Linked DNA regions of Mus musculus: region 2 is linked to region 1. Evidence: chromatin loops called from intact Hi-C (ENCODE). Cell type or tissue: left cerebral cortex. All regions are shown on one strand. Each heading gives the region's core, and the rest is flanking DNA. Links, peaks and the distances in the headings are about the cores only. Region 1 overlaps Slc1a2 (solute carrier family 1 (glial high affinity glutamate transporter), member 2). Region 2 overlaps A930006I01Rik (RIKEN cDNA A930006I01 gene).

Evidence for each region. A loop is a pair of places that touch in the nucleus more often than their neighbours do. Peaks named below come from ENCODE experiments on the same cell type or tissue, not always from the same donor. Only the 100,000 strongest peaks of a DNase experiment are listed, where the experiment ranks them.
Region 2: it touches region 1 in a loop (5-fold over the local background); 19 of 42 quality-filtered maps call a loop at or near these places.

The regions. Positions count from the first base shown.
Region 1 is chr2:102,672,286-102,680,285 of GRCm38, reverse strand. The region is part of intron 1 of Slc1a2 (solute carrier family 1 (glial high affinity glutamate transporter), member 2); the gene reads right to left. It overlaps LOC115489466 (a long non-coding RNA gene), which reads right to left. Exons shown (of 2, transcript XR_003953884.1): 2 at 1-8,000. Among named protein-coding and RNA genes, the nearest start is that of Slc1a2, 18 kb to the right of the region's middle. In left cerebral cortex, for the core only: a CTCF peak has its summit at 4,823 (motif pointing left); DNase peaks (open chromatin) are centred at 3,862, 4,021, 4,824, 5,619 and 2 more places; H3K4me3 peaks cover 2,173 bases; H3K27ac peaks cover 6,064 bases.
Region 2 is chr2:103,339,055-103,356,278 of GRCm38, reverse strand. It overlaps A930006I01Rik (RIKEN cDNA A930006I01 gene), which reads left to right. Exons shown (of 3, transcript NR_040332.1): 2 at 14,249-14,379; 3 at 15,729-17,224. Among named protein-coding and RNA genes, the nearest start is that of A930006I01Rik, 25 kb to the left of the region's middle. In left cerebral cortex, for the core only: a CTCF peak has its summit at 8,758 (motif pointing right); a DNase peak (open chromatin) is centred at 8,760; H3K4me3 peaks cover 195 bases.

The DNA of each region.
Region 1 (8,000 bases), core at 1-8,000:
TATGGATGGTGAATATGCAGAGAGGAATGCTTGAACTTGAACATGCAGATGTGCAGAGGTACCTTAAAAATACACCAAATACCTGAAAGTTCAAATAGCTAACTGAATTCTCCTGGTTGAAAACAACAACAATAAAACCTAACTTCAGCTCGAAGACTGTGAACTTTGTCCTATTTAAAATGCCTGTGTGATCTAGCAATAACTGACCAGATGGGCAGATGCCTGCTTGTCCCTGAAGAGTGCATCCTATAGTCTTACCTTCCCTTGATTCCATGGATGCTGCAAGGTTGTCAATCCACTGGCCAAGAGCAGATGGAAAACCAAGTAAATTGAAAGCCAGAGATTGGGTCAGTCTCTTAGGAGTGACCACTGCCATTTGTCCCTGGGCTTGGAGAACCCCAATACTGTGTTTCAATTTTGTTACATAAGAAGCCATTGGTAAAGGAGGAAAGGGCTTTGCCCAAAGGCGTGGCAACTCTTTATGAAGCCCAAGTAACTCAGATGGAAGTTACATTGTCTGTGGAAAGTATTCCTCCCCTTTGTGGGCTTAGAGGGTACCCTGCCCCTAATGACCACTCACTTCCCTCTGAACCTGGCATCTTGTGGGAAGTGACAGTTCCAGAGAGCAAGTGAGAGGGACGCTCTCACGGGGAGCAAAGTCAGCCTGTGCCTCTGGCTGCATCCCGCACAGCGATTAGCCCTGACTTCAAGAGCAACCCGATCTGAACAAGTATGGACTGTTCCTGAGCAGTTAGGACACTGGGATCATGTCACATGTCATGGCAGCTCCTCTTGGAAAGACCAGAGGAGAGGCCTCTGACCTGTGACGAAGACAGGGCTCAAGCCAGGCACTCATATTGAGTTATCTCTCAGGAGACCGCCCATAAAAAAAAAAGCTTCCAAGTTGTTTTGTTTTAAACACTGAAACCAGCTAGGTTTATAGTTACCATTATTATGTTATTTTATTTGTCTTTAATAGAATCTGTACATTGGCATCATACCTGTATGTGTGAGGCTGGGAAGCAAAGGGAACCTAACTCTTCCATCTCACTCTGTGACTAGGGCAAGATGCGCAGAAGGAGCCGACATCCAGCCTAGGGAGAGGCCCAGCTTCACCCTCACGAGAAAGGAGAAGCAAGAGCACAAACTGACCAGGTAAGGGACCTGAGAAAGTGGTCAGTTATTGCTCCATCACACAGACGGACAGAGGGGAGGCTTATGGCCTTTCTGAACCACTGCTGGAAGCTTTGGCCACGATACTGTGATTCTGTGTGTGCATCCTTCCAAAGTCCACATGTTGAAATCCCAATCTCCAAAGAGATAGTATTAGGTACTATCACTTGTCACTGAGCAGTGATGAAGTCACAAGGATGAAGCCCTCAGGAGTAGGATCAGCACCCTAATTATAAAAAAAAAAAAAAAAGCATCCTCATTTCCCTGAGGACACAGGTAAAAAATGTCATCTGCCTTATCAGACCCTAACTCTGCCACCACCTTGACCTTGCACTTCCCAGCCTCCAGAAGCACAGAAAACTTCAATTATTCATTAGCCATCAGTTTATGGAAACTTGTGAAAGTGGCCCAAATAAATTCAGACATGGAAGAACCTCATTTTTTTCTTTTCCCCAGTCTTCAGAACTCAGAAGGCATATTGTGAAAGCTGTTTGGTCCAGCAGCCAGGGAGATTGGGGATCAAAACATTAGTTTTTGACCTGGAACTTCAGATTGGCAAAGAGGCAGGCCAAGTGTTCTGGAACATTCTGAGTACCATGTTGACAACCATTAGAAGCACTGCGTTATCTCTAACAGTATATAAGTCAATTTCGCATCCACTTCCTACTTTCATACCCACTGAACACTTTGGTAAGGTTGACACTAGAAGATGACGTGCCGGTCCAAGGAAGCATAACCTAAACTCAAAGTGTCAGCCACAGCAAGCATTCCACTTCCAAAGGCCTACCTCTTAGTCAACAGCATCACCACATTCTGCTAACCAAGGCTGTTCCAATGGGTGTTTGGAGATCTCCAGTTTAACTTGTATTAGTAAATCAGCCCACTGTCTGACTGTATCTGGGATGTGATGTGAATCATCTAATCCCCTCTGTGTGTGCATGTATGTATGTGGGTACGTGGGTGCATGCAGGCCAGAGAACAACCTCCAGTGTCATCCCTTAGACACGATCCACCTTAATTATTAAAAGGGTATGTCTCTCACTGGCCTGGAACCCATCAAATAGGTTAAGCTGGTTGAAGCAGAGATCTGCATGTCTCTGCCTCTCTAACTCCAGGATTACAAGGATACACAACAACTCCCAGCTCTTGACCAGGATGCTGGTCCTTGGGCAAGGCAGACAGTCCACTGAGTCATCTCCCCAGCTCCATCTCACCTCAGGAGTGCTGCATTGAAGCAAAGTATTCTCTTACCCAGCAAGAGGCAGAAGCCGCTTTATCTACTCAACTCTCAGCCCTGGGAGTGTAAGAGGGTCTTTCAGAAGAGTCACCCAGAGACCTCATAGCTAGAAGGGGCATCTCCCTAGGCCGGCAGCATCTGCCTGTAGCTGGGCCACCTTGTTGTTCTTGGAGACACATGATTTATGCAAGTGCATTTCCATCAACCTAGAAGTTGCTTCCAAAATAAAAATGTTTGGCTTGCAATCTGTTCCTACCGTGTGGAAAGGGCAGACCCACCCACATTCGCCTTTAGCGTGTCCTTATGTTTCCTCCCCTCCTTCTCCTACCCCTCATCCTGCCATCTGACCAGTTTAGTCTCCTTTTATCCCTAAGAAAGTCAACAGTCGCCCTTTAACAGACTCGGGCTTCCTACAGACACTTCCTAAATCACCTGGGAAAATGCAGCAAGTGCCTTCAGTTATTCAGCCCAACTTCTTGCTTTTGACCTATCCAAACTGACCTCTTTCCTCTGTTTATCCTGAAGATTTGTCTTTTCACGTCTTCACCTGACTATGTTATGTAGATGTCTCTACCCGAGACTGTGGTACAAAATCCGGGCAGCCATCACAGGAGACAGAGATTTGGAATACCGTGTGTAATAATTCTAACAAGTAAGGAGTAGAAAGCACAGCGGAGGGGGAAACTATCCTGGCAGCCGCAGGTGCAAACACACCACTCACACCATCAAAGACACCTGGGCCGGCTTTCTAATCTTATCGCCAATAGCTTTATGGAAAAGACCTAGCAAACATACGTGTGGGTGCAGACTACATGTTACCAAGTAACCTGGAAAGTCAGGAGGCTGGTGAAAGGCTCAAGCTAAGCACAGAAGGCTACAGGTAACCAGAGAGTTATGGTTCCAAGAACAATGACAGTTACCATTACTGGGAGATGTCCACCTCCCGGGCACTGGGCCTAGAGTCCTTCACATATACCTTCTATGCCAAACCCTGCTGAGTAGGTGGCATTGCTCCTACTTAAAACTAAAAATGACACCCAGCCTTAAAGAGGCTCATTAATTTTCCTGAAGTCTTAAGCTAATGAGTGAAGAGACAGGAAGTTTTTCTTGGGTTTAAGTAGGGATTCAAACTTCCTCATAACTGTGTGCAATGCTGGCTCCTAGGAGCTCTTTTATGCAAAGTATTTCATCTTCGACTACTCTAGCATACAGTTAAGCAGCAGGCGTTCTCGGGGTCTCTTCTCATCTTTTAGCTTGTTTACGGTCACCATGAGGGGGACTGCGTATAAGCTTGGTCCTGCAAGGCTCCCTGAAATGGAGCCATGAACTGTGGGATACAGAGCAAAATAACAAGTTGGGAGCCACTTGTTATTCAAAGGCCCAGCCAAACACTACAGCACATGCCGGTGAAGCTGGCTGGCTCTCCTTCTCTGGTCCTTTCTGTTTGTTCCCAAGTAATCTGAGATGCTCTTGATGGAGAAATCTGAAGTTCTTATGATAAAGACTCCTCTAACAAGCTTTCTCTCCGGAGGCTCTCGCTCATTTACCCATTCAACAAACACCCTGTGAGCCAGTAGCAAAAGGATCCCAAGCCTTCACTTAAAATGCCTCCAGTGAGACATTAAAACTACATCTGGGGGCAGAACAGTGACTTTCCTGCTTTCAGAATGTGAGCAAGTCACCCCCCTCACTGGTTTGCCTCCGTAGCTTAGCCACAGGCAGAGGGGAAAGCCCTTTAGAGGACATATGGACGCTGACTCCTAAGGGAGAGTATCCTTTAACTAAAACAGGGTTTCCATGCCTACTTTAATCTTGTTGCCAACTGGCTTGAAACACAAGTTAGCCCTCTGGGGTGCCTAGTTAGTCATTTTGAAAAGAATATCTGTTTTTGTGCCTTCATTCTTGAACTATTTATTCTGGGGCGCCTCCAAGCTTTCAAATGTTCTCTTTATTTCCTCAAGTACCTTTCCGTTCAGCCTTAGAGCCAACTCCAGATCTATCATACAATCGCCCCTTCGCCTTAAACCAGTTTGTCAATAACCCAGACAGAAACATTTTACACGTACCTGAATCTGGAATCAAGGCTCCTTCTTGCACTTGGCTGAGGAGAATCCAGGAGCACAACGTGAGAGAGAGGATCTAGGGCCAAAATGGGTAACAAGAACCAAGACTGCCAAATTCCTCCCAGCAAAAGGTAGTCCCCGAAGAACTCTGGATCTCTGGCTGATTTGACAACTCAGGGTAACTTGGAATGTTTGAAAATCAAAGTATCAGGCCTTTCCTTCTTTAAAATCCAGGGGTCAGCTGGTGCTGGACTGGGAAAGAGCCATTCACCCTCTGGCTCTTGCTTTAGAGTGGCAGGAAAATCCCATTGCCCGGCCTGTGGTCATCAGCCCCACAGCGCCCCCTGCTGGGAGAAATGGTTGGGCCTGTTTGTCAAACAATGGTGGATGGCCTGGACAGTGGTTTGGTGGATGGCCTGGACAGTGGTTTGACTAGAAATGCATGATGAGTCTCCCGAAGGAGGAAGATAGTACGTGGGTGCATGCCTGGTTCTCGGGACTTACAATGGCCTCTGTGTCAGAGGAAACTACAAAATGTAGAATTTATACTTTGATTTTATTTTCATTTCAGAACCTGCAGACTTGGATTTGAATCTGGCAGGCTTTTAGTATTCGTGCACCCTACTAGCCATGAGGGAAGCCGCAGCTAAGGACTTCCCTAGGAGGCTCAGATGCTGGCTGTTTGTCCTGCCGACGGTTCCTGGAATGGTTTTCACCCTCTTATCCCAAGAGAACGAAACAAATACCCCCAAACACAGCCAAGCACCAGGAAAGTAAAGAAGTCCATGTCAGAGGGGAAATGTGTGTGTGTGTGTGTGTGTGTGTGTGTGTGTGTGTGTGTGTAAAGCATTCTCCTTTGGATTAGCAGCAAACACACATACTTAAAGATGTCATTTCTCTACCTGCAGGAAGTCACAGTAAGGGGACTCCACTGGGAATGATTAAATGTTCTAAGAAGCTCTGTAGTAATCAAAAGCAACAATTTAGCCACAGAACCGGCAGCTTCTGGTAACTGTTCTTCTTCTAAATCAGTTTTATAAGCAGTTAAACTGTCAAGCCCCAGGTTTTATTCACTGATGCAATTTAAATACCAACTTTGACTCAGAGCCCTTCTTTGTATCTGAATGCCTAATTCATTCCAGCTTCTTGCTTCCCTTTGCAAAGAACAAGGAAAAAGAAAAGACACAGTTCTGAAGGGAGACAGACAGTCTCAGGAAAGGCGAGGGCTCAGTGATGTTCATCTGACCAGAATCCACTGTGTTCTGAAAGAAGTGCAGAGAGAGGAATTTGTAGTCTTTCCCAGGCAGTAGAGCAGGGACACAGGTGAACATGGCAAATCTATTTTTGGCTTCAGGAGATGAGCTGTTGCCCAAAGGGTGGCTTTGTAACCTACTTGAACCCTGCTAACTCTTAGCAATAAGAAGGCTGGTTATTGACTGCTGGGCAGGGATATATCATTGACCACCAGCACCATATGAAGATGATCACCTCCTAAGGAGCAAAAAGACACATTTTCCCAATCCTGGCCTTTTCACTGGCTTAAGCCTATTTCTTCTCCCCCACTCCACGCCCTTCTGAGTTTCTTTCCCAAAGTAGACAATTCAATTACACCAGCATTCCCTGGGATGGAGATAATAAGAGGAAGTGAAAATAAATTAAGCTAGTCCCGATCCTCGGAGAGATCTGAAAGACAGTAAGCAGGCAGACTAGAAAACACTTAGCACTATCTGATCTAATGATGTGCTGAGAGAGGCCTGAACAAAGCACATCAGAACAGCCCCCCAGGAAGAAGCCCATCGCAGTAGTCACCCTCTTAAGAATCTACCCCGGCTTCCCTCACACGGATAGGACCATCTATTCAGTTATGGGTGAATGTTAAGTGCACCGTGTTAATCCTAACAGAGGACTTTGCAAAAATCAACTAGTCCTCAAATATTCTTACCACCCGTGAGAGCCATAGAAAGAAGAGAATAAATAATCAAGATATTTGAAAGCTGTAATTGCTGCCACGAAGGAAGAAAATAAGAAGACTGGGGTAGAATTGAGAAAGGGAGACCAGAAAGCCCCTTCTAGGGAGTGGCATTGAAGCTGATCATCAGAGAATGCTCTAGAAGGCACTAACTAGCTGTCGATGGTAGGAGAACAATGGAAATAAATGGTCTTAGAAGGAAAATGGGTAAGCAAGATGCAGGCATGGCTTGGGAAAATCTGAAAGGTTGGAAGCTATGCAGTCTCCAAGAAAGCAACAGCTGCTGCCTGGGCTAAAGCCATACCTGTGGCAATGCAGAGAATGGGCAAGGCTTAAGGAACCATTTGGAGAGAGGGGCTTACCTGGTAAGCTGGCAGATCAGAGCTGAGAGGAGAGAAAAGTTCAGGGACAAAGCTTTATTTCTGACTTCAGTACTATGGCAGCACTGTTGGCTGAGATGGGGGTGGGGAGTGGGGGAGCGTGGAGCTTGAAAGGAAGTAGGGGTGAATCTACAGGGAAAAATATCAACAGTTCCACTGTGGTACATTCATCCCCATGTACCTATGTGTTAAGCAAATAGGAACACCAACAAGGTCATGTAATCTGTTAGTCTAGGGTTAGAAAAAGACCTGAGTCATTCTTCAGAAGGTTTCAAGGGAACAGTGATATGGAAATGTTCCAGAAAGAATCCAAAGAGAATTTAGAGCCCAAAAGGCAACAGAAATAGATTGCAGCCAGGAGGTGGGGAGATAGCTCAGTGGTTAAACATCTTGTTATAGAAGCATGAAGACCAGAGCACAGAGCCCCAGCACCCACATAAAGACCCAACCAGCACTTAGTACTCTGGCACTCAGATGCACAGAAGGGAAGAGACAGGAGGATCCTGAGACTTGCGGATCAAGCAATCTAGCTAATTGGTGAGTTCCGGGTTCAGTTGAGAGACTCTGCCTCAAAAACTAAAGTCGAGAGTAGTAGTAGAGGAAGATGTCTGCTGTTAACCTCCGGTCTCCACATGCACATAAATGGATGCGAGTATTCACATGTGCATATACCACACACACACACACACACACACACACACACCCTCTCTCTCTCTCTCTTTCTCCCTCTCTCTCTCTCTCTCTCTCTCTCTCTCTCTCTCTCTCTCACACACACACACACACACACACACACACATAGACAGACAAACACACCACTAAGTCCAAGAACGTCTTCTACACAGATGTTACATAATGACCTGGGTCTAAAGGGAGAAAAAGGACAATTCCAGCTAAGGAGATATGTGAAGACTTATAAGGGAGAGGATAGAAGAAAATGTCAACCACTGGCCAATAAGGATATCATATTCAGCCTTCTGACAATGATGCTACAGAGGCAGGATAAACCGGCTCCATCTTCAGATGATTGATTGACTACATGAATTTGGCCACTTAGGCAGGTCGTGTTTCCCTTCTTCTCCACTGTGAGCCATCTTCCTATGTGTACTGGCTAGTCTTATGCCAACTTGACACAAGCTTGAGTTATCTGAAAAGAGGGAACCTCAATTGAGAAAATGCCT
Region 2 (17,224 bases), core at 4,565-12,564, 670 kb before region 1:
AAAATCAGTCAAGTATGCTAATCAATAATACACATGCCAAGAATGATTGTCACAGGTGGTTTCCCTGTACTCAGACACCTAATGAACTCAAGTAATGAAAGCGGCTGGCATTTACTGGACATTTAAGATGTGCTACTCTGCTATGCCTCAGCTGATCCTTAAAATAACCCTGCAACTTGAGCTTCTTTCTCCATTTAAAGACAGAAGGTGTTATGAGCTCAGGGTCTCAGCCAGCAGTGTGGAACATGAGTTAAACAGCCCAAGGGGACCCCCCCACAAACCCACTTGATACCACTTTGAAACCACCTACCCCAGAAAACAAAAGGTGTTGAGCATATGAGGGAGTTAGAACATTGGAGCATTGTTAGCAGGGAGTGAAAACAGTATGGCTACCGGGAGAAGCAGCGTGGTGGTCACTCACATGTTAGAAACAGGCTACATATAATCCAGCAATTCTCCTCCTGGGTGTGTATCCTCATCACCCCATTCCCGTGGATAGCAGGGTCTCAGAGAGAGGTATATGCACCTGTGTTCCCAACAGCATTACTTTCCATAGTTTAAACTGAGTGTCTAGAGAGGACTGTGATATGTAGTATAAAAGGGCTGATATTCCAAAAGAAGGAGGGGACCTTTAATACATGAAGGTCATATATACAGACAGACAGATAGACAGACAGACAGAGTACAAAGTACAAAGGCAAAATACTTCCATAAGGCACTTAGGGCAGTCTGGGCTGTGTAGGAGGAACCAGGGAGCGATTGTTAATAGGCTCAGTGGTTCAGTGCAGTAGGTTGAAGAGGTTCTGGGCATGGATGCTGGCAATGAGGCACAACATGAATTTATTGAATAACACACAACACTGTTATTATAGGTAATCTATACTATATATAGTTATAATAGAGGTTTTATGTGTATGTGTACAGCATATGTAAAGCCACTCACTCAGAACTGGGATATGGGGGAGGTACAGGAAGTACTGGGAGGGGGGCTGTTGTAAGGACGGCACAAGTGACTCAGAACAGTGTGGTGCTGGTGCTAAGGGTACTGGGGAAGCTGAGCAGTTTCCTGGGCGACCACTGTGTGACATTCTAGAAGATGGTTCATCACTTGTGCCCAATCCTCCACCAAGGATGGTCTCCTTCCTTTCTGCATATTCTTTCTGGAGCATACTTCCCAATTTTGCTGCTGCTCACAGCTGCTGTTTCCTTTTGGGTTATGAGAAGCTAATTTTATTTTTCTCTCATATGAAAAGATAAAGTTGAGTTTTTTTTTAAATTTGTAAAATAGAGAAAAACAATGTATTTTTCAAACACGGTCATGCCTTACTTAGCCTTGGTTACTTTTAAATGTATTTTATGATGGTATGTTTTCATGTATGTGTGTGCATGTATGTATGTTTATGTGTGTGCCGTGCACATGCCTGTGCATGCAGAGGCCAAAGGACAACTCAGGTGTCATTCCTCACATGCTCTCTCCTTTTCTCTCCCTTTTTCCCTTTCTGTTTTCAGACAGGATCTTTCACTGGCTTAAACTCACCCAGTAGTTAGGCTGGCTGACCAGTGAGCACCAGGGCTCTGCCTGTCTCCACTTCTCCAGGGCTGGGATTAGACTCACAATACAGCACAGGCCCTGCACTTGGGTTCTGGGCACTGGATTGAGGTTCTCTCACTCCCAAGGCAAACATTTACTGACTGAGCTACCTTTCGAACTCCTACCTTACTATATTTTAATCAAATAAACACACATGTGTAGTTTAAGCCTTCAAATAGTAACACAGCCTTTCATAAGCTTCTTCGCAGGCGTTAGCTCTAACTCCTCTGGCTCTGGCTAGAGTCCTTGCCATACTTCTCAGTAAGATGTTTACATGACTTCTCTGGCATTTTGTATTTCTTATCCAGTATGTCTTGAGTATATTCCCATTAAAAATAAGAATGTGTTCACTCACAGGCTCTTCCTCACCTCAGGTCCACTCTGCCCCTCCTTCATGTAGTGACATCGCCTGTTGATAACCTCATTTGTCATAACAATTACATTGTATTCCCTTTGCTCTCCCTCATCCTCCTCAACTTCCTGCCCCCAACCTCATCATGGAATTCATGATTTCCTCCCCTCTTTGCTTGGTTTTCTACTTACCCATCACCATTATTCCTCCAGCCCTTTCTCTCACATTCCTCTTTGTTGTTCTCTGCTGAGATATTTTCCTGAGGCCTCCAACCTGGTTGGTGGTGCTCTGGCTGGGTGCTTGATTGTCTACTCCAGTTTCCCCATCTTTATCATTCTATGACTTCTAGTCTTTCACTTCCTGTAATAGACCAGCTATGTATTCTTGTCTTATTTAGTTTATTCCCTAATCTTGACTGAGCATACTGCTTATTTCTTTTGCATGTGTGTGTGTGATATATCATACACCACATTGATGATGTATGTGGGTACAATATCATGTGCCCATGGAGGCCAGAGGAAGGTATCCAGTTCACTCTGCCCTACTCCTTCACTGGACTTGAAGCTAGGCTGTTAGCTAGCAAGTCTCAGTGGTCCTTCTGTCTCTCCTTCCCACAGGACGCTAGAGTTACCAGGCAGGTGTGCTGGCATGTCCAGCCTTTTACACGGATGCTGGAGATTTGAACTCAGGTCATAATACTTGCACAGCAAACACTCAGATCGACTGAGCCAGCTCCTCAGCTTGGTTTATTTACTATAACTTTTTTTGTTTATTTGTTTTGTTTTTATTTTGAGACAGGGTTTCTCTCTGTAGCTCTGGACATCCAGGAGCTCACTCTGTAGACCAGGCTGGCCTCCAGCTCAGAGATCCTCCTGCCTCTGCCTCCGAGTGCTAGGATTAAAGGCACCACTGCTGCCACCACCACCACCTGACTTTACTATTACGTTTTAAAGAAAGAGTGAAACAAACAAACTATCAAAAGGTAAAAACCTTTGGGCCAAATCTGGAACTTAGCAGCCTAGAAACACCATTCATGTTAAGCTCCCCATGCATTTTCCAGATAATTCCATTTTATCTGCCTGTTAAGATCACAGTGAACCCATCCCCCAGGACAACACTCCTGTGTGTCCTGGCCTGGCATGAGGCACCTGCCTATACCCAGCAGATGCCAATCAACACTTACCTTAATAATACCTTAGCCTCAACACCCAAGGTTTAAGTTGCATTAATCACCTAATAAAGAAATCTTCACAAGTGCTAATTACTGACCCAGCCCTCATGCTGGACCCATTTCAAAAGGTGGCATCTTAGAAGCTATCGTGCTTATAGTCAGTCATTCAACAAACATTTATTGTCTACTTGTAGGCAAGACACAATTCCAGGGCTTTCACGCAGGCTATCTGCTTCGGTCCTCACAGCAGTCTTGTGAAGTGGAAGTTCTTGACCTTTGTAAATGAGGAAACAGTGGGAGAGAAACAGCTTCTGCAGCATCCACTCAATACACGGATGCACACGTTCTGGCTGCTAGGAGACAGAAATGTGACACGCACAGGCATGTGTCCCTGGCCTCTTGGATCTTCCAGTTTACCTCGTGATGATGAATATTGAACACATATATTTGAGATTACTGTCTAATATACTGTAAGGACATCTAAAGGAGGCCACTTGTTGTGGCCTGGAGAATTAGAGGCAGCTCTCTGGAGGTCCCACATTTCTGTCTGTCAAATGAGGGAGATTGGAAGCCAGATGAAATGAAGTGGAAGGGACAGAGGGAAGGCCAAACAGAAGTTAAGGCTCAGAGGTAGGAATGGGATTTGCCTAAGGGAGGAGCTGAAAGACCAGAGTGGCAGCCCTAAGAAAAAGAAGGCCCATGGCTGTACAGAGACCAACCAGGGAGCATCTTGTAAAGTATTGTGTGTTCTCTAAATGAACCTGCCGATTATCTTGGTGGAGGAGCTGAAGGGTTTGCAAACAATTAGGGGGTGTGTGGTAAGATACATTTTGTAAGAATTCATTGTTGTTCAGACTCTGATGGAGGGCATGCCATTGGAAGAGCTCAGAGAAAATGGCTCTCCAAACAGCCATGAGAGGGGATACTGCATAAAACAAGGATGCCAGTGGAGAGTGCAGAGGGAAGGGAAGGATTCAGGAGGCAGTGAGCAAGAGCTGTGTTCAAGGCCATGCAGATCAGAGCTCGGTTCTGAACAGAGCCACTGTTCTTCCTGCCTAGTAACTTGTTATCATTGTGACCAAAATACTTGAGAAAACAACTTAAGGAGGTGAAAGGTTGTTGTCAGTCCATGGTCACTTGGTTCCATGTGCTTGGGAAGAGCACTATGGCAGGGGGAATCTTCATGGCAGACAAGAAGAGGAAAACAAATCAGAAAAGGGTCGGGACTATGTATGTGTATACTTACATACATATGTATATATGTGTACACACATACATATATACATACATACACGCATTATATAAAATATAGTAAATATATAATATGTATGTATATGTACACACACACACACACCTGTACCTAGTGACCTACCTTCTACTAGGGACCACCCGCTAAACTTTTGAACCATCCTTAAGCTATGCCACCAGGTGGGGACTTGTATTCAGAACATAAAACTGAGGGTGGCACTTTTCAAATTCAAACTCTAACATGCTTCTCTCTGACCAAGAATGGACTGAGCATTTGTAGTTTTCCGTGTATTGTTTGGGGATGATGAGTTATATACAAATGTCCCTTGCCTGGAAGAGTCTCCATATTATGTTGTGTAGTGTGTCACTCACTGAGTGAGTAAGACCCAAACACAGTTACTGCCTTTAATAGCACACAGCCTGACAACCTCAGCTGCAATGCAAACAGGGTCCCAAACCAAAGGGAAGTACAGGGAAGTTCTAGAATTGTACACAAGTCTCATAGTCACAGTTACAGGACTGTCCTTGACTTGTTGGATATACTAAAAGCAGCAAGATGTTTGATTGTCCCCAAACTAGGATATGGATTTCTAAGGAGACAAAACCACTTTTAGAGTGGCCCAATTCTCTGTTGCTACCAGAAATTGTAGTCTTCAGGAACAAGTGAAACTTGTTTTGACATTTGAAACTGGATTTATATTTTATTAAAATTTAGATATTGTGCCAAATCATTTAACTTCATGGATTATCAGTCAATGTTTAAAAACCTTTATGTAGTCAGAACACAGACATGTTGCCTGGATTTCCTATGTCACATTTGTTAGAACATGATTTGAAAAGAGGACTTGTCTCTCAGAAGCAGTCGGTAAGCACTTGATGTGGGCCTCTGCTTTTCAGTTTGAAAAGAGAGTATAGGCACTGAAGACCCCATTCATGGCTCTTGACTGGGGTTCCCCTGAGGATGACCCTGGAACCCAGATGCAAGTATTTGTGACCTTTCCAAAACTGTCAAGTAGACAGGACAGGGACCAAAGAATGAAAAAAGAGTGTTGCGGTGACACAGAGTTGTTCTTTAAAGACAAAACCTTCTATTTCCTGGTCTTAGAGTGGTTGTAACTGCATGAAGAAAGCAAGTCCCATTCAGAAATATGTGGCTAGGCCTTGGCTGATGGACAGAAAGTGTAAAGACAACTTGCAGATGGCACTGAGAGACACAATCCTCTTTACTATAACTCCTCTAGAGTTGACTCAATACTTTTGCTGGCTTTTGCCCTGTTGGGATCTTTAGGTCCATGAGTAGTCAATGTGTTACTGTAGATTGTGAATGCATACACTTTTTCGTTGTTGTTTTTAAGAGTGTGATCCAAATCCTCCTTTCTGTTACTAAGTAGGAAGCAACTGAGAGAACAAAGCTCTCTACAGTGTCAATGATGCGAGTAACTTCTTTGCTGACCTAAAGGGAAGTTTTCAAAGACCACGAGGCTATTTCCCCAGGTTTTGGTGGATTAGCCACAAATACACATTGGAATTTAGACAGCAGTATTTATATTTCTCCACCACTTAAAAATAATTCTAAAATAAAGCTCAGTAAACTATAGTCTGGGGCCAATATCTGAACTCCCCCTGTTTTTGTAAGTAAAGACCCCATACAGGTGTAAACCCAAATATTAGTGTCCAGCCCCTTATTGGAAAAGGATTGTTAACCCAGGGCCTGTTTGTATTTTAGTAATGAATTATCATTCACCTAAAGGGATTAGACTGAATTACCCAATAACATGGCAGGTGTGAGGGGGCAGGTCTTTAGAATTCTTATTCTCCCCTAATGAGGGTTCTCTTCTCCAAGGCAAACCCAGCCCACCCTTGCAAGCGATGTTCCTCATTTCTTCTGAAAAGCTCCCCATTTCCCCTCTCCTTTTAGTTTCTCCTTCCTGTTCACTTAGAGGTGGGACTGGGGCACATGGCAGGAGCTTAGAACTGTCAGCTTCTAACTCCTGTGGACTTGGCCGATACCTGAGCACACCTGGTGCCTCATCGAGGCCAGGTGTTCCGGGTTCCTGGTTGGCTCTGCTGCCTGGCACCATGGAGGGTGGGGAAGGGCAGAACGGCCAATGTGATGATGTCCTGGTCATTGGGAAATCTCGTGTTGGAGAGGAGGCAAGGGTGGAGGGCACACCTATAGATCGGCTTGTGCTGGAGTTGGGGAGTAGAGAGAGATAGAGAGAAGCCCCTGGGCTCATGGGAAGTCTTGGCCATGGAGCACTGAGTAAGAACTGCTGACTGAAAGGGCAGAAGGAGGCAGTTGGGTCAGGCTCGGAACAGGTGCTGTAGATGAATGAACCAGGCTGAGGTCAAAGGTCTTGTTACGATCCCCCATGTACCTCCTGTACTCCAGTCCTGGCATAAACGATAGGTTATTGCGTGTAATGAACAAAATCCATGTTTTTAGTCCCTGAAATTTCTAGTGAGAGAAGGTGGCAGTCTGGATGGTAGGGTAACATAGTAGGTGGCCCAGATCACAGAGCAGGACAGGAGCCTCTTGCAAGGTCTGAGCAAGGGTGTGTTTTGCTCTGAGTTACATCTTCCAAATATGGCTCTAGCTGCCATACGGGAGACCAGGTCAGAGGCTATTGGAATCGTCTGCAGGAGGGTAGCTGGGAAGAAGCATATTCTAAATTTGCTACGGAGGCAGGCAAGCTTCTCAGAGGCTGGCCTTGGGTGGGATGGAAGAACTCAGGGATGAATCCAGTGTAGTGATTTGGAGTATGGGAGGAAGAGGGTAGAATTACCATTTACTGGGATGGGAAAACTTGTGAACCAGTTGGTCAGTCATGAGTTTGGGTGTGGACATGCCAACTGTCACGTTGCAGATGCTCAGGAGAAGCCGTTGTGAGCGTGGTGTATAGGGGGAGAGGTGGGCTGTGGGTCTCCATTTGGGAATCATCAGCCTAGAGATGGTACTTAGACGCTGAATTGTTTCTTCACAGAGGGAGGGTGGATGCAGAAGAGTAGAGCATGAGAGTACAGGTTTCAGGTCATGATGTTCAGAGGGTGGGGCATCAGGAGGACAGCTGGTATTTATAAACACTAGAACGAGAATATGAGAATCGATATCAGGACATTTACCAAAGCACTATCTGGTAGGGGGTGACAGAACAAGTCCACAGAAAGCTCTCCCAACGGTACAACAGATCCAGGCTGGTGGCCCCATCACCGCCAAGCAAGGGTGATGCTGTGCCCTGCTGTGCTGCTCTCTCAAAAAATGTGAGCGTTGTCTCTAAGCCAATTGTAAATGATGGCCAGGGTCATAGGGTTTTCTAACATGCTGGGCAGTCAGGCAAACAGCTGTAGGAGTGGTTGCAGGGAGACTGGGGGGCTGTAGGTGACAGGCAGGGATAACTCGGGGTGACAGACTCTCTAGCTGCTCCCCAGAAGCCATAGTTATGGGAGAAGCCATAGTTTCCTCAGAAGCACTTGGCACGTTGTCCGGACAGCAAGAGAAGCCAGTGCTGCCATTGATAGCTGTGTGACTTCAGGAAAATTGCTCAATGTCTCCCAAGCTCTATTTCCTCGTCGCTCATGACTAATAATTCCGTCCATGGGGGTATTTGTAAAGATTAAAGAATGTTAAGTACATTAATGCGTGTAGTGAACTGCAAAGCTATATGCAAATACAAGCGTTGGAACTAAGGAGGTCTGTGATTCCTGGCTCCATTTACACAAGAATGGATTGTCACACTTTGCATAAGTGATGGGTTTTCCTTTCTGAAGTTACTTCTTTGAGATCCCTAATCCTTACCATTGGGAGAAAGACTGGGGTTAGGAGAGAGGAGAAGGGTAACACAGGAGGTGAATGACCAAAGCACATTAATACATGTTTGAAAACATCTTAATGACACCCATTATTTTGTACAATGAGTTAGGCTGGTGGGGGGGAGACAAAATCGATATTTTAGAGAAAAAAAAAAGCTTCACAAACTGAAAGTGTCTTCCATTATTTGCTTTAGAGTTAAAGCATGAGCCACCATCCTTGGACTGGGAACACAAGAAAGACATTTCACTTCCCCCATCAATGATTTCTCTCTCCCTCCGGTTCCTTATCTGCCTCCTCCTTATCTCAGAAAAGCCTTTAGCCGGTTGCCAGGAGAGATGGCTGATCTTTCTCTTCTGCCTCCCGCAATGCTGATAAAAAGCAGGAGGGGGCACAAGGGATGGAAACAATTCTGGTCCTGCCAGCCTCAGTCCAAGGAGCATTTTAGGCCAGGGGATGGGGTTCCCCTGCTGGGGGCGGGGAGATCAGTAGGTCTGTGTGTTCCAGTCTCGACAGTCCAAAACCCTCTCTTGACATTGGGAAAGTCAGTGAGTTGGATTCAAGCTTTAGGGACTCTTTGGCTGCAGTCTGGTTACTTCTGCATGCAGCCACTAGATGGCAATGTCTTCCTAACCCTAAAGCAAGGTTTTGCTTTGGAAAAATGCCAAGTTTTAACACAGACAAACCACACACACACACACACACAGACACACAGACACACAGACACACAGACACACACAGACACACACACACACACACACACAGACACACAGACACACAGACACACACACACACACACACACACAGAGACACACACACACACACACACACACACACACACACACACACTTGTTCTCCCCTAAAGTGCAAAATAATATCCATATCAATAGGGAAGCAAAGAACGTTCTTTCTGAAAACTCTGGGTAAGTTAGTGATGCAGACAGACAGGGCACCTGCTGGAAGGAGGCATATTTGTGAGGACTGAGGTCTTCATTGAAGATGTCTTCAGTGGCTGCAGACAGTGTCATCAGGGAGCTATGGGAACTGTTGGGTATTAGGAAGCTGCAGAGGTCATGGAGATGTGCCCTAGATGGAAGGTTTGTGTGAAGAACCCTGCAAAACTCTGGCCCATGCCAAGTGCCGCCTGGCCTTGCAGAAGTTGGCCTTGCAGACACATGCCCAGGGCTGGCTGTTAAGACTGTCCTGGCAGAATCAAGGACCTCCTTTGCAGGCAAGGAATTCAGAGAGAGACAGTGCGATGGGAGCCTTCTCTTGTAGATGGGGAAACTGAGGTCAGAGCAAGGAAGGTCTCTGGAGTCTGTCTTCTTGCTAAGTTTCTTTGCATGTAAACAGCCCAATTGACTTTAAATGGCTTTTCCCAATGTCTCATGCTCTTTGATGAGCTAGCATAGCTTCTTAAGCTTCCTGGCTCCAGCTTGCCAAGCGCCAGTGTCTATGCAAACCCGGGCATGCTGCAGTGGTTGAGGTTCCAATAGCAGATGAATATGTTCAAAGCCATCCAGCAGCCAAGTGATCCGGTAGAGGAGAAAAGTCATTCCAAGTAATCGCTTATTAACTCGCCAAGCAATCTCACATCTCACCGTAGATGCTTTGCAGCTAATAATGATAATAATAAGTACTTATTTAGTGCTTCTTGTAGATCAGTCTCCATTTTAATCAGTTAGTATCATAGAGCCACATTATTCCAACAACACCATGAAATAGATCCTACTGCCATTTTTTTGAGTCAGGAGCTGTCTGTCTATACAGCTCAGGCTGTCCTGGAACACAGGAGAAATGCCCCCCCCCCCCCCCGCCTCAGTTTCCACAGTGCTTGGATTACCGATATCTGCTGACAAATTTGGTTCAGTTATTACTCTGTCTGTGTTACAGGTCCAATAGGGTAAATCAGAGAAGGTAAATAACTCGCCTACGGTTACACAGCTGGAAGGCACAGAGCCAACATCACACCCTGCTTTGCCTAACTCCAGAGCAGATCTTTTAGCATTCCTGCCATGAAGTTGCTTATGACACTTTCTCCCATGTGTAGGCTCTGACAGAGGCACTTGTCAGAGTTTCGGACCAGAGCACCAGTCAGCATCTTATCATTTTCCGATTGTGACATGGTGGCCCAGGGGTGGTGAGCAGGCTCAGGGCTTGGAGACTTGGTGGCTTCCAAGTCACACCTACAGGCTACTCAGAACGTGAACGTGTGGGACGAAAGAGTTGCTTGTAGACAGAGGCCAGCACCAACAGGCAAGACACTGCTGGATCTGTTTGGGGGCAAGCACAGGAGGAGTGGGTATCTCAGGGGACAAAAGGACAATAGCACAAAGAGGTAGTCTGTGTATAAAGGGCCACCCTGTTCTGGGGTCTGAGTGTCACCTTGATACAAAAGGACTTAGCATGTGGCAGTAAGGACTGACTACTCCATCTCCATCTTGTGGGAGACAGTGTCTCAAATGAAGAAATAGATGCCATGGGCTAGGCGTGTAACATGGTGGAAGGGTTCTTGCTTAGCATGTGTGAAGGTCTGGGGTCCCTTGGCACTAGAAACAAAAACAGAAACGAGGAACACAGAGGCCAGATTAAAAATGGGCTTCAAAAATCCAGGTTCCTGTTTTACCACAAAAGGCTATGACATTGAAGTGGAAGCATGTGAGATGCAGATGACTAGTCACCGGCTGCCAGTGCCGAAGTTACTGGTACACAAGTAGTACCGAGATTTCCAGTCCGACAGACTGGATTCCCAGATCCACGCCACCCTCTTTTACATTATGACCCTTGGGCAAACTATCTAGTGTCTACTGAGTCTCTATTTCCTCATATTTAAAAGAGGGAAAATTCAATATCTGCCCCAACGTTGCTGAGAGCACTAAACAGATGAAGTACACAACGTACCTGGTTGGCCACACTGTCTGGCTGCCGTGCCTAATAAACAGTAATGGGGATGATGAGGACGGTTGCTATACAGGCCCACCCTGGAAGTCTTGTTATACAAGTCTGGCAACCCGAGTTCAATCCCCAGGACCCACGTAAAAAAAGTGTCCACAAAAATGTCCTCTGATCTCTACAATTGTGTCATGGCACATCATATACCCTTATCTTATCTATGGATGAACACACACACACACACACACACAGAGTAGTAAAAAAATAAATATATATATATATATTTAAAGGGACCAGAAATAGAAGAGAATAAAAGAAGGAAACTCCCTAAGGACACCTCTTTCCAAGAAGAGAAACCATGATTCTATAATAGGTTTGAAAAACCAAGTATGGCTTTCTTGATGATATGCTAGTACCAGGATGTAAAAAAAGCCAGAGAGAGTCATAGTAATTGCTGGATCCACCTGCATACTACTCAGTCCTCCTCCACGCACCTGCCACACAGGCTGAGGTTCTACCATGAGGACAGTAATCAGGTAGAAGGGTCTGCAATGTTCTCATTCTCCACATTTAACTTCAGGCTGCCTGTTCTTGATATAAACACAAATGAGAGCTGACAACTCATTTTCTTCTTTTGTATTACAGAAGGGACCTGTTATTGTGGAAGACTGGGAAAAAAATAGGCTAGGCAAAATTAGGAAGATACTACAGCCTGAAACCCAGTCATCTGCATGTAACTACCATTAGAATGTTGGCCTTCACTTTGTCATTTCCTTTTATCAAAATGGTTTTCTCTTGTGGAATGTAATATTATGTACACCACTACTTTTCCTTTTTGGATAATGATTTTTAACTCTCCCCTAGGAAATCTTTTCCCAGAGTTGTGAAGAATTTGCCTAAACCCTTTTATAAAATGTGTATGTTAATAATCCACCTCCAAGCTGATCTCTGTGTATGGCAGATAGAAGAAGGAACAAGTTCTATTTCCTTTTCAAATGAATTTTCAGTGACAACCAAGCCATGTTCTCTCCAGCATTTCTCAGTTTGACCTTTTCTCGAAAACTCTGTTGGCCACACATGGGCGGATCTCTCCACTGGTTGCTGCTGTGATCCAGCAGTCTGTCTGCATGCTGTCTATAAAGGAAGAGGCTATGCTTTTCTGCGAGGTATCTGCATGCTGTCTATAAAGGAAGAGGCTATGCTTTTCTGCGAGGTAACAATGAACCTCAACAATTCACGGATAAACTAATTTTCCCCTTGGCAGATCCCAGGAGATGTATCATGGCACATGGCCTTTCCAAGGTGGAGTCAGCACTGTAGGGAGAGCTCTCCATGCAGGCTACAGACTGGAAATGGTCCATGGGCTTCACTGACTCATCGTGCAAACATCATCCATCATTCCCTTCCTCTTACAGTTCATATGTCATAACCAGTCAGGGAGCTCCACCCACCTGCAAAGGGCAGTGATGTGCTGGCTGCCATGTGCCTGGAAGGGGAGGATGCTATTGGAAAACACGAGTGACGACTGTCTCCATTTATTTATCCCTGAATGAAAATGACAGTCTTAATCACTACAGTTTAACAGCAAGATGCCGCAGCCGGTAGAGCAGGCCCTCCAACTCTGCTTTGCCTTCTAGAAGGTCACGGCTTGCCTTGAATCTTGGTAACTCTGTATGAATGTAAGAAAGTGGTTACGAGCTTTCAAAGTCTTTTTAGGAGGTGGGAGCTAGATTTGTCTCAGCTGGTCAAATGCTTGCCATACAAGCATCCAGGATCTGCATTCAGATCTTCAGCATCCATGTAAAGATCTTGCCCTGATGGCCTTCTCATCACTGGGGAGATAGAGACAGAGACTTTCTGGGGACATGCTGGCCACCGAGTGTAGCCAGTTGGTGAGTTTTTCAGGTTCAGTGAGAGAATGTCTCACAAGAATACATATACATGAACAACATTAGGCAGAATGAGTTGGTTGTATTCATATATTTGTAACAACAATTAATGAAAGAAGGGGCCATGAATTTGAGAGACAGCAAGGAGGGGTTTGGAGTGAAGAAATGGAAGGCTGAAACAGTATTATACTCTAATCTCAAAAAAAAAAAATTAAAAGAAGTAAACGAAATAAGAAAAAAGATTCAGAACAGATGCAGAGACCCGCAACCAAGCATTAGGTGGAGCTCAGGGGAACTCCATGGGAGGGGGAAGAGGGAGGATTGTTGGAGCCAGAAGGAGTGGAGGGGACCATGAGAACATAAGAACATGGCTCACAGAATTAACTAGGCAGGGATCATCGGGGCTCACAGACACTGAAACAACCACAGCACCTACTTGGGTCTATGTTGGTCATGGTTGTGTAGCTTGGTGTTCTTGTGGGACTCCTAACTGTGGGAGCCGGGTGTTTCTGACTCTTGCCTGCTCTGGGACCATTTCCTCCTATGGGGTTGCCTCCCTCATCCAGCCTTGATCTGAGGTTTGTGCCTAGTCTTATTGTAACTTGCTATGCTGCGCTAGGTTGATATCCCTGGGAAGCTTGCTCTTTTCTGAAGGGACCCAGAGGAGTGGTTTGGGGGGAAAGTGGAGGAGGGGAGCTGGGGGAGAGAGGGAGGGAACTGGTTAGAATGTGTTGTACGAGAGAGAGAGAGAGTCCGTTAAAAAATACTTACATGTATAAAAATAAAGAATTATGTAATAAGGCAGAAAGTGATCAAGATAGACACCCAGCATAAACCTGTGGCCTCCACACTCAGACACACATATTGTGAGACACACATGTCTTTGAGATCTTATCTGACACATAGCTTCACTGAGAAAGAGAATTAACATTTAAAATAGGGAGTGTTTTAAACCAATAGCATGCGTCTTCATCTTTTGACCCTGGTCTTTTTCACTTCCTCTTGAGAATGTTCTGTGTTCTGGATAGGAGCCTTGCATGCAGCTTGTTAAAAACTTCCCTTCTTTTTTTAATATTAAAAAATTTTTCTTTATAAATGTTTGTGGTTGGTATATAAGCATATGTTCATTTTTCTTTATTGACTTTGCACCCAGAAACATTGTGAAAACTATTTTACACTTATTTTGTGTGTGTGTGTGTGTGTGTGTGTTTGAGAGAGAGAGAGAGAGAGAGAGAGATCCATGTCTGGAGGTCAGAGAACAGCTTGTAAGAACTGTTTTTTTCTTTACACCATGCAGGTTTCGGTGATCGAATTCCATTTATCAGACTTCGCAGCAAACCTCCTTACCTGTGGAGCCATCCTGCCTGCCCTTGGGAAACTTTTGAATTATAAAAGTTGTCTATGGCTTTTCATGGATTTTTGATGAGGGTAAGAGTATGACCTCTCCATCCAATTGACATCGAGATACCTACAGGCCTAACCCCAGACCTGTGGCCTAAGACCAGGCCTTGTTAAAGAGCCCTCCTTGTCTGATAAATGTGGTTCTCACTACTCATCAAAGAAACTTCCCTTTTCAGCAGAAGCTAGCTTAGAAAACCAGCTGTGGTTTTCTGTGGTCAAAATAAAGCAAACAAATGATGGTATGGTGGCCAGCCCCAATGGATACATCACTAACACAACTCCCACACCCAAAGCTCAAGGATCTCACCAACATCATGGGAGATGGGACAGAAAGAGTGTAAGAACCAGAGGACCAGGAAATCTGCTGTGAGATTGTGTCTCTTAAAAAACAAACAAACAAACAAACAAACAAACAAACAGGAAGGCTTTACCCAAGATACCTCAACAATATGGCTGTCTAAAGAAGACCCCAACAATGACAGTGTGAATAGGCATGCTAGCATGGAAGAGGGAACTCTGATAGGGCCACACCCCTGAACAAAAGACTACAGATAACTAACAACTGCCAAGAGAGGGAGAGTTAGTCTTCCCCAGGGATAAGCCCCCATTATAGTTGTTCAATACTAAATGGTCAACCCTGAAATCATATGCATACAAGCATGAGTAAATGGACTCAGCAGATTACATTTATGTATTTATGTACATGTATGTTATACATATATGTATGAGTATATGTATATGATGTATATGTATGCCATAATAATAATTATCATCATCATCAAAGTAAAACAGGTGATGAATATGAGAGGGAGCAAGGGAGAAAAAGAGGGGATTGGAGGGACAGGACACAGCTGGAGTACCTGGAGTGAGGAGCGGGAGGAGGGAAGTGAGGTAACTATGCTTAAAACATTTTTTTAAATTATTGAGGAAAAAGAATATAATCCACAAAACAATTCTTATGTCTCTATTTTTTCTTTCTTTTATTGTGTATGTGTATGTGGAGGTGTGGGTGTGGTGCGTACACACATGTGTGCAGGTGTGAACACCCATGCATGTGTGGAGACCAGAGGAAGACTTTGGGTACCCTGTCTATTACGCCTTAGTTCATTGAGACACCGTCTCTCAAGGAGCCTGATCTAGGCTGGCTGCTGGCTAGCTTGGCAATCTTTCTGTCTCCACTTCTCACATTGGTGGAGTCACAGGTGCCACAGCCATGTCTGAGTGTTAAGGATTAATCCGTTTTTTTGTTTTTTGTTTTTTTTTTAACACAGGGATTCAAGCTCAGGCCCTTATGTTTATACAGCAGGCACTCCTTCACCCTGAGTCGGCTCCCCAGCCTGCCTGTCTTTATCTCTTGTTCTTGTCTCACCCTGTAGATGCTGCTGAATAGAGACCGGCGAGAACCAGCCTCCTTCTTCTACTTGAAGATGCAGAGGGAACATTTTCAAAGTTCCTCCTTTGAACTCATTGTTCAGGATTTTACTGTGGCTACTGAATAGCAGATTATTAATGTACCTTATTTTTCCTAATGTCCAATAGCTTTGCATAGTAAGCCATATGTTGAATTTTAGCAAGTGTTATTTTTCTCCGCATGTATTGAGCTGACTCCTTAGGCTCCTAGACTCACAGTGGGCTCTCCCCTGACAAACCCCTTCGAAGTGGGAAGTAACACAAGTCTAAAATGTGTTTGATACATGGAATCACTGAGCACTGTGGCTCAGGGGCATAGTATCCTGGGGGTTGTCAGCTGCCCCCTGGCCATCCTGGGGTGACTGGGATCAGCCTCATGGCTGCTGCCTAGAGTCTTCAGTGTTTTGCTGCATACTGCTAACCCAAGAAAGGTCAAAATTCAAAATGACAAGTGCAGTTTCTGCTAAATGTGTATTACTTTCACGCCATCAAAAAGTTGAAAAATCATGGGCCTGTTTTGTTGCCGTTGATATACTGGTTTCCAGTAACAGGACATGTATAGCATCATGCATCCTAGTATCCTGGAACAAGTCAGGTTTGCACATTGTGGATTTTCCCTTTACATATTGCTAGAGTTGGTTTATAAATACTTTGCTTAGCTGTTTACACCTGTGTTTACATGTACAATTGCCCTGTGATTTTTTTCTCTCACCCTATTCTTTACTGGATTGTAGTATTGATATTCTAGTTTCACAAAATAAAGAAGGGAATATACCTACTTTTGCTACTTTTTGGAAAATTTTGTACAAGATTGACATCAAATCTTTAAAAATTTAAAAATATCTGGTTGAGCTTAACATTCGGTGACAAGTTTATTTTAAATTTCAGATTTTCCAGTTTTATTTTTTTTTCTTGTGCTAATCTTGGTAAGTAACATTTCCTTGAGGTTTATATTCCTCTGCATTTTGAAGTTTATTGGCAGCTGTTTGTGATACCCTCACGACATTCCGCAAATGTCTCCAACAGACGCAATACAGCCACTCTTCCTCTGCTGACACTAAGAGCGGGGGGGGGGGGGGTGTTCCCCTTTTCTGTCCTGTTTTGTCTGAACAGATTTATTGCTTTTATTAGTTATTACATTTTTATTATGTTTATTTATGAATTGATGAGGGGTACACCAGGCACACACGTGGAGGTTAGAGCACAGCTTTTAGGATTTGGCTCTCTCCTACCATGTGGGGCCAGGAGATTGGGCTGAGGTATTGGGAGCTGGCAACAAGCTCTTTGACTCGTCTCAGCGGCCTCTTTATCAGTTATTTTAAAGAACCAAATTCTGACTTTTAAAAATCTTCTCTATTATCTCTTTTTTCTTTCAGCATTGCTGCTAACATTCTTTTAGGGGAAGACCTAAACAATGTCTATCTCTCCTCTGAAGGTCCAGGCTACTGCCCAAGATACAATG